2 separate regions of the Homo sapiens genome follow, and region 1 is linked to region 2. A link is an interaction called in ENCODE POLR2A ChIA-PET data of the cell type or tissue named here. Cell type or tissue: PC-3. All regions are shown on one strand. Links, peaks and the distances in the headings refer to the core of each region. The heading gives the core; the rest is flanking DNA.

Region 1 (4,403 bases), core at 240-4,239, 510 kb before region 2:
GAGCCACTGCTCCCGGCTTAGAATCACTATTTTCAAGGGCACTAAAGACCTTCCATTGCCAAGTCCAAAGGACTGGACTGCGTGCCAGTCCTTATCCTATTATACTTCTTGGCAGCATTTGATGCGGCAAACCCTATCTTCCTCTTAAAACACTTTATTGCCTTGTGGAGAATAATTTTCTGTGAAGAGAATGAAGCATAGGACACAGGGCTTTTCACTGCCACCTGCTCCTTCCAAGGACCTACAAGGAATTCTAGCCATGAGTTCACAAGGTCATGTAATTCTGTATAATTTGCAAACTATTTTTACCACAGTCAGTCAAGACCACTGTCTCTTTTCACTCTGACCTCTTCTTGATCACATTCTTTCTGCATTTTGGGATCCAGCTCAGGAAAGTTGAGTTACAAACATTTAGTTTGGATTTGGTCATACCAGTGTGGTCATACCATATAGAAGGAGTTCCAGGAATATTCTTTCTACCTCTGCACCATCTCACCCAGGGTTGTGACATGAAGGTGCAAGGCTTGATGTCATATGATAACATCAACAATTTCTATGGCATTCTGCTCTGTAAGTACATAAAATTGGGGGCCCAGCAAGGTGGCTCACGACTGTAATCCTAGCACTTTGGGAGGCTGAGACGGGTAGATCACTTGAGCCCAGGAGTTTGAGACCAGCCTGGCCAACATGGCGAAACCCTGTCTCTACAAAAAATACAAAAAATTAGCTGGTCATGGTGGCACATGTCTGTAGTCCCAGTTACTCAGGAGGCTGAGGCATGATAATCGCTTAAAACCAAGAGGCAGAGGTTGCAGTGAGCTGAGTCACGCCACTGAACACCAGCCTGGGTGACAGAGCAAGACTGTTTCAAAGCAAAAAAAAATTGGGGAAAAACAGTGTTTGAAACACGTAGAACCAGAAGCTAATCTGTAAAAATTTCTTCTAATTTGAAGCATATAAACTTGTAAGCAGAGGAATTAGATTCTCACTGACAGCATATTAAATTAGAAATCCTCTTCTGTTAGGAATATACTTTTTTTTTTTTTTTTGAGATGGAGTTTCACTCTTATCGCCCAGGCTGAAGTGCAATGGTGCAATCTTGGCTCACTGCAACCTCTGCCTCCCAGTTTCAAGCAATTCTCCTACCTCAGCCTCCCAAGTAGCTGGGATTACAGGCATGTGCCACCACGCCCAGCTGATATTTTCTATTTTTTGTAGAGATGGGCTGGTCTCGAGCTCCTGACCTCAGGTGATCCACCTGCCTCAGCCTCCCAAAGTGCTGGAATTACAGGCATGAGCCACCACGCCCGGCTAGGAATATACTTGATCGTGCAGCATATATATCTAAAAAAGTACTGTTTTTAAAAAATGGACATGAGGCAAAATAAAATTTGTCAGAATTCCTGTTTCTAGGGCAGAAACCTGAAGAGTACTACAATGAGTATACACATGTATGAAGTCATGGGTTTTATTTATTTATTTGTTTGTTTGAGATGGAGTTTCACTCTGTCACCAAGGCTGGAGTGCAGAGGCACAATCTCAACTCACTGAAATGTCTGCCTTTTTGGGTTCAAGTGATTCTCCTGTCTCAGCCTCCCGAGTAGCTGGGATTACAGGTGAGCACCACCACTCCTGGCTAATTTTTTGTATTTTTTGTAGAGATGGGATTTTGTTATGTTGGCCAGGCTGGTCTCAAACTCCTGGGCTCAACTGATCCCCCTGCCTTGGCCTCCCATAATCCTGGGATTACAGGCATGAGCCACCACACCCAGCCTGAAGTCATGGGTTTTATACATTCCAACACATGGGGTTGCATTTTTTAAAATTTATTTTTTATTTATTATTACTTTTTTCCTTAATGTTGTAAATAAAATTTCGGTGCACAAAAGAAATAGCACTCGAAAAAAAATTTTCTTTTTAATTTTCAGCAAGGCAAGTTACTTCTATAGAAGGGTGCGCCCTTACAGATGGAGCAGTGGTGAGTGCACACTTGGACAAGGGAGGGGAAGGGGATCCTTATCTCTGACACACGTGGCCCCTGCTGCTGTGTCGTTCCGCTATTGGCTAGGGTTAAGATCACACAGGCTAAACTAATTCCGATTGGCTAATTTAAAGAAAGTGACTGGGTGAGTGGTTTGGCAGGAAAAATGGTTATGCAGGGTGGAGAATGAGTCAGGGCGGAGCAGGTAGCAGGTAATCGGAATGAGTCGGGGTGGATAAGGTAATCGGAATGAGTCAGGGTGGAGCAGGTGATTGAAATGAGTCAGGGTGGAGCAGGTAATCGAAAAAGTTGCTTTATGAGGAAGTTAAGTTTAAAAGTAGAAGGCAAAGAATTGGACCTACTGACATATTGATTCTTTGAAAAGAAACTTAGAACTCATATCTAACATTAATAAAGGTGAATTCTCACTATGTTGCCTAGGTTGGTTTTGAACTCCTGGACTCAAGCATCCTCCGGCCTTGGCCTCCCAGTGTTGGGATTGCAGGTATGAGCTGCCGTGCCTGGCTGGATTGCATTTTAGTATATTTGTCACATCTTGTTCTTCAAAATCTCCTGGTTCTAGATGAAATAGCACAAAAACTGGCATCAGAAAGTGAAGTGGTCTGAAGAATCCAGACACAGAACTCCTGCACTTCTTCATCAGTAAGTCGATGTATGCAATATATAAGGAATTTGACTGCACAATTGTTCTATGCAATGTAGTAGCAATTTGAAACACATTTGAATTACTTTTGTATATGTCTTAGTTTTAGTTTTTTTTTGTACTGATGATCATTTCACTGTTCAACTATGATGAGGAGAAGGCATCTTTGTGGAAATCAAGAAAGAAGACAGAAGCTTTAAAATACTTTAAAGTTGCTGTAATACTATTACAACAGAAACTAAAAGCTCTGTTAGTTGCAATCAAGATTAGAAAAAAAAATTTTTTTTTGACAGGGTCTCACTCCATCACCCAGGCTTGGGTGCAGTGGTGAAATCATAGCTCACTGCAGCCTCAAACTCCTGGGCTTAAGGGATCCTCCTGCCTAGCCTCTTGAGTAGCTAGGACTACAGAGGGGTGCCGCCATACCTGACTGGGATTAGAAAAATATTCTTGATAGCCAAAAGAGAAAATAAGAATGACTATGATAATCAAGATACCCAAACAGGAAATAGAAAATGGAATAAGGAAGATGAAAGTAATAATAAAGAAAAAACAAATTTTGTGTAGTCAACAGAACACACAAGAAGGTCAGCAGGCGCTTCAGTTTGGTGAATTCATTGATTTTTTTTTTTTTAATGTGTTCTCATCTGAGAATTCACTGATTTTGATAATTGCCATGATCTTTCATTGTGGTCCATTATGATGAGCAATAATTTTATTCAGCACTGAATAATAGAAAAGTTTGCTTTTTCAAATTTTTGATCTATTAATATTTACAGAGGAGCAAACAGAGCAGCTCATGAAAAAACATGTTTCTCAAAGACATATCTGTTTAGAATGTTTAAAAATGGTCAAACTGGTATAACCTGCTTAGCCTATTCTAAGACTGAAGGTTGCATTTATCATTTTGTTAGTAAACTGTTTTCAACAGGGCAGACATTACAACAGATGGGTTTTGGGGATGGATAAATAAATTAAGAAGTTTCAAAAGTCAAGTACATTCCACAGAAAAATTAGGAGGCCATGTTTACTTAGAATACATGTAAATCAAATAAAAATGCACTAGACTAATTTCTTGAAAAATAAAACATAATGCTACAAAGAGTAGCTGTAGTTATTAAATTTTAAAATAAAAGTTGCTTCAGAGGTCATAGTAAAAATATAGTGTTCTTCACACAAAGGTACTTTCATAGGGATCATTGAACTAATTTCTGGATTCTATTCTATTTTTGCATTGTGACTTGGAAAAAAGTCAATATAAAAGAACAAATGTAACATCTAAAAACTTATGAAAGGTTAACAATATGTACAAAATGAAATAGTTACTGTTACTTTCTTTGAGACAGGGTCTCCCTCTGTCACTCAGGCTGGAGTGCAGTGGTACAATCTCAGCTCACTGCAACCTCCACCTCTCGGGTTCAAGCAATTCTCCTGCCTCAGCCTCCTGAGTAGCTGGAATTACAGGTGCCCTCCACCATGCCCAACTAATTTTTGTATTTTTAGTAGAGACAGGGTTTCACCATGTTGGCCAGGCTGGTGTTGAATTCCTGACCTCAAGTGATCTGCCTGCCTTGGCCTTCCAAAATGCTGGGATAACAGGCGTGAGCCACCACACCCGGCTTATTCTACATTATTAATAGAAGCACTCATGAGCCATTTTTAACTTTGGTTAATTGAAATCTATTTATTTGTGACTTTATTCGGCAATTGCAAGCTTCCATTGAACAGTATTCATGATCTGTTGTACTATTATGCAAC
Region 2 (4,383 bases), core at 1-4,000:
AATCCCAGCACTTTGGGAGGCCGAGGCGGGCAGATCACGAGGTCAGGAGATCGAGACCATCCCGGCTAAAATGGTGAAACCCCGTCTCTACTAAAAATACAAAAAATTAGCCGGGCGTAGTGGCGGGCGCCTGTAGTCCCAGCTACTTGGGAGGCTGAGGCAGGAGAATGGCGTGAACCCGGGAGGCGGAGCTTGCAGTGAGCCGAGATCCCGCCACTGCACTCCAGCCTGGGCGACAGAGCGAGACTCCGTCTCAAAAAAAAAAAAAAGTTGAACAGGTATTTTTCCCACCATCTCTTCTTTCTTCATCAAACAAGTTATACATATGGCAAATATGCACATGAAAATGTGCTTAATACCATTAGTCATCAGGGAAGTGAAAATTAAAACCACAATGAGATATGCAACTATTTGGATGCTAAAGTTAAAAAATCTGACAATACCAAGTGTTGGCAAAGATGCAAAGCAACTTGAACTTTCGTACATTCCTGGTGGGAACAGAGAATGGTACAATCACTTTGGAAAACACTGGCTGTTTTTTATAATGATAAGAACACACTTACTATTTGACCCTGCAATCCCTCCTGGGCATTTACTCAACAGAAATGAAAATATGTATTCCTACAAAAACATGTATACAAATGTTTATGTAGCTTTGTTCATAATCAGCAAAATTTAGAAACAGTGCAACGTTCTTCAGCTGGTGAATGGTTAGACATACTTCAGGGCATCACACAATGGATATAAACAAACAAACAAATAAATAAATTTTAGCAATAAAAAGAAACTAGCCACTGTTACATGCTATAACACAGATCATTCTCAAATGCATCATGCTAACAAAAAATTCAAATACAAAAGGCTACATGCAGTTTGATTTCATTTATATGCAGGCTAAAGTTTTTTGTTTTTTAAAGGAAAGAAAGAACTGTAGGATTGAATCTATTAGTAGTTATCAGGGGCTTGGGGAGCGGGTCAGGAGCTGACTACAAAAAGGCATCAGAAGATCTTAATTTAGACATGATGGATCTGTTCCATATCTTGATTGTGGTGGCTCTTATATGATTATATGTTTGTCAAAACTCAGAATGGTAATACAAAACATTTGAATATCACCACGTGTTAATTGATACCCCTGCTTTTAAAAAGAGAAAAACGAAATTTCTCTGATTTGCATACACGTTTGTCAAATGAAGTCAATGCACTGCTGCTGCTGATAATGATGATGGTGTATTAAACTCACAGGATTTTTGTGAGCTTTTGTAAATGAGAAAACATCCGTGAGTGCTTTGAAATGCATGAAGTGCTTGCTTTACAACTGCTGAATACTATTATTAAATTTTCGTTTTGGTTTTGTATTCCATTACCTTGCTGAACTCTTTTATTATTTACAAAAGTTTGTCCATTGATTCAACTTTTTAATGTAAATTATCAAATAGGCTATAAATAATGACAGTTAATCTCTTTCTTTCAAATCTTATCATTGCTTTTACAACTTCTTTTTTTACTTTCTTGTGTTGGTTAAGACTGCTAAGTCAATGTTGAAGAGCAGCTGTGGTAGGAGGCATTCTTTTCTTATTGCTAAGCTAAATAAGAATGTCTATAAAATTTCAGAATTAAATATGATTTTTGATGGATTTGGTAGCTGTTTCTTATAAATAAGGCAAGTTTCTTTTCATTCCTGTTTCTCAAGAGTTATTTCTTATTTTGTTTCTTATATAAATGGATATAAATTTTTATTGAATATTTTCCCTATACCTATTGAAATGATCATATCATTTTATGATTTGATAAAAATATTTATTTTCAAGCAAACCTTAGAGCCGACCTTTTATATTCTTGCATTCTCTTCTTTAATCAATCTGTAAGCTCGTAAAGGGCATGTTGTTTTTGTCACTGTACCTCTATCACATAGCACAGGTCTGATTTAAACAATATATTTATCCCCAGAAATTAACTCTAATCTTTGGAGGGAAGAAAGTACTTAAAATACATGATTGAGGACTAGTGGCTCAGAAGAATACTTCTCCCATAAGATTTTTAAATGCCTAATTTCGGGATTAACCTCAGCCCATTTCGTCATCTATATATCTATCAAAGTTTTGGTTTCATTCTTTGTGCCTCAAAATGGCATGGACATAGATCTTTTACAGAGTTATTACGAGTACAAATAGTTTTTCAGGCTTCCCTAGGCCCTGCTGCTATTTTATATTTTAATCTTTCTTTACTTATCAAGAGTGGGTTGTAGGTTGGGCCTAGGAGCTTTAAGATTTTTTCTTTAAAGACTAGGATGTGAGCAGAGGAGAGAAAGAGCCTAGTAACACCTAGAGACTTGTAGAAAGTTTCCATTTGTAACACAGGAGTGTCAGCCAGGAGAGTGGCAGGTAGTAGGGTGGGTGGCCAACTTCAGGCTTGCTTTAGCTGAGTCCCTTGAGAGTTCTCTTCTCAGGGAAGACTCAAGAGAAGGTACAGTGTAATGGGTAAAAGAATGGACTTTGGATACAAGTAGCCGAAAATTCAAATCTTGGCTCTGACAATTACTAACTGGGCAATGATGGATAAATCACTTAACCTCTCTATTTTTGGTTTTCTCATCTCTAAAATAAGGATAGAAGTAGGTAGTTTTGAGTGCCTGACACACAATGGACTCTCAAAAAATGTTCACTGTAATTTCAATAGCAGTTGCCTAGGCATAATCTGATGTAATAAAATAGGTTTCTCCATGAGAGGGCACTTAGATTTTTTTGTTTGTTTGTTTGGTTTGGTTTGGTTTTAGACATCTATGATGAGGAAAAAATATGTAATTAAAAAAATACATTTATAAAGATAGAGAACAAAGAGAATCATGACTCATGTTTTACAATTTACATAGCTTATTTATTGTTTCATGTTCTGCACTACTTCAGACAGTTATATAATCCCCCCACCCCTGTTAGGATGCCAGGATATGACATCAGGAAGATAGAGAAGAAGAGTTTTGGGGGGAGGCAGGGAGAAGACATATGCTTCTCTGATGTGAATGTCCCATCACTTACATTGGATAAAGCAATCCCAAATGCTGACTGATACCGTGGAACAGTTTTTTCCAGTATGGTCATTCTAGTTCTAAAATGCTGTGAGACCTTTAGATAATGTTAGGAGCCTTTCGCAGTCTGGCTTGCTGTCAAGTACTGGATTTGAGCCCTTGGTTAATCCCCAGTTATACTGGCTTCGAAATCTCTCCAATTCTTGAAGTCATAGCCTGAACTTCCCCACTTCTCTGGGAATAAGTTTTCTCAGACACTCATTTTCCTATGTCATTCCCTTCCCAAAGGCTACAGCTGTTTCATCTCCAGGAAGATAAGACTATTCATTAGGTTCTGTCCCTCTGATTGTGACCCACCTCTCTGAACTTCATTGCCTTATCTCCTAGTGGGCTTTTCTCTCTTCCAGCCAATGCCACTTATGCACTATTTTCGTCTGTGTAGCATCGACCCCCTATCTCCTGGCTTCCATGAGGGTGATTTCTCCAGCTTGCTGTATTCGCTCTTCCTCTCTTTCTGGAGTCATGAGTTGGAGAAAATCTTGGTTTCCTAACATCTTTGGAAGGGATTTGCTATTAGGTTCATTTGTGTTTGCGTTTGTTAGTTTAGAAGAATAACTTCAATATGCTGGGATTGGAATAAGATTCAAAGAGAAAGTTCAAGTGAAAGAAGAAAGGTAATTGCTAAATTGCATTTAAAAAAAGGAAGTCTTGTTAACTGAGCTTCTGTCCAGCTCCAAGATAGATTGGTCATGATGAAGTCAATGCCTAATGGCTACTGATGGTGCACTGGCTAGTTCCCGAGTCAGGTGATGATTCAGAAAATTAACCCCTGTGTCTTGGGGAAGTCTGTGTCCAGACTAAATGTTTAATACCACTTGAAAAGAGTTTCAAGACTTAAGCTTTAAAAAAACAAACTTTGCTGTCAGTGCGAATTATCAATGACAAATACTTTGCTTTACAACCACTTGCTTTGGTTCCTAATTTGAAGGATGCCAGTCTTAGGATGGTCTATTTGTTTTCTTTGCTGGGAGACAAACATATTTTCGAAAACAAATTCCAGTCTGAATAGGAAGGGACTATTTATTTGGCAAAGCAGTGTGTGTTCCCACATGGGAAATTATATATAGAGAGAGAAGCACCAGACTGTGCAGGGAAAAAAAGTTTTAGATTCTCTAAGGCTGTGACCTGGGTGAAAGAACAGGGTTTTCCCCACATACTTGGTTTGAAGGCCATGGAAAGTTTGCATTCCATGGGTTCTGAGCACTGGGCAGGCCCCAGAGTGCTTTCATAGCCCTCTGTGGTCTGTGGTCTGTGGTCTATCATGATTCTACCTCACCAGTCCACTATCTCTCATTCCC

The links. Peaks named below come from ENCODE experiments on the same cell type or tissue, not always from the same donor. Only the 100,000 strongest peaks of a DNase experiment are listed, where the experiment ranks them.
Region 1: POLR2A ChIA-PET joins it to region 2 with 7 read pairs; 2 of 35 experiments call an interaction of 5 or more read pairs at or near these places.

The regions. Positions count from the first base shown.
Region 1 is chr10:63,099,030-63,103,432 of GRCh38, reverse strand. No RefSeq gene overlaps it. Among named protein-coding and RNA genes, the nearest start is that of NRBF2, 32 kb to the left of the region's middle. RefSeq lists a silencer at 1,958-2,158. In PC-3, for the core only: no CTCF peak of the experiment used is centred there; DNase peaks (open chromatin) are centred at 2,122 and 3,512; H3K27ac peaks cover 418 bases.
Region 2 is chr10:62,584,381-62,588,763 of GRCh38, reverse strand. No RefSeq gene overlaps it. Among named protein-coding and RNA genes, the nearest start is that of ZNF365, 210 kb to the right of the region's middle. In PC-3, for the core only: no CTCF peak of the experiment used is centred there; no DNase peak of the experiment used is centred there.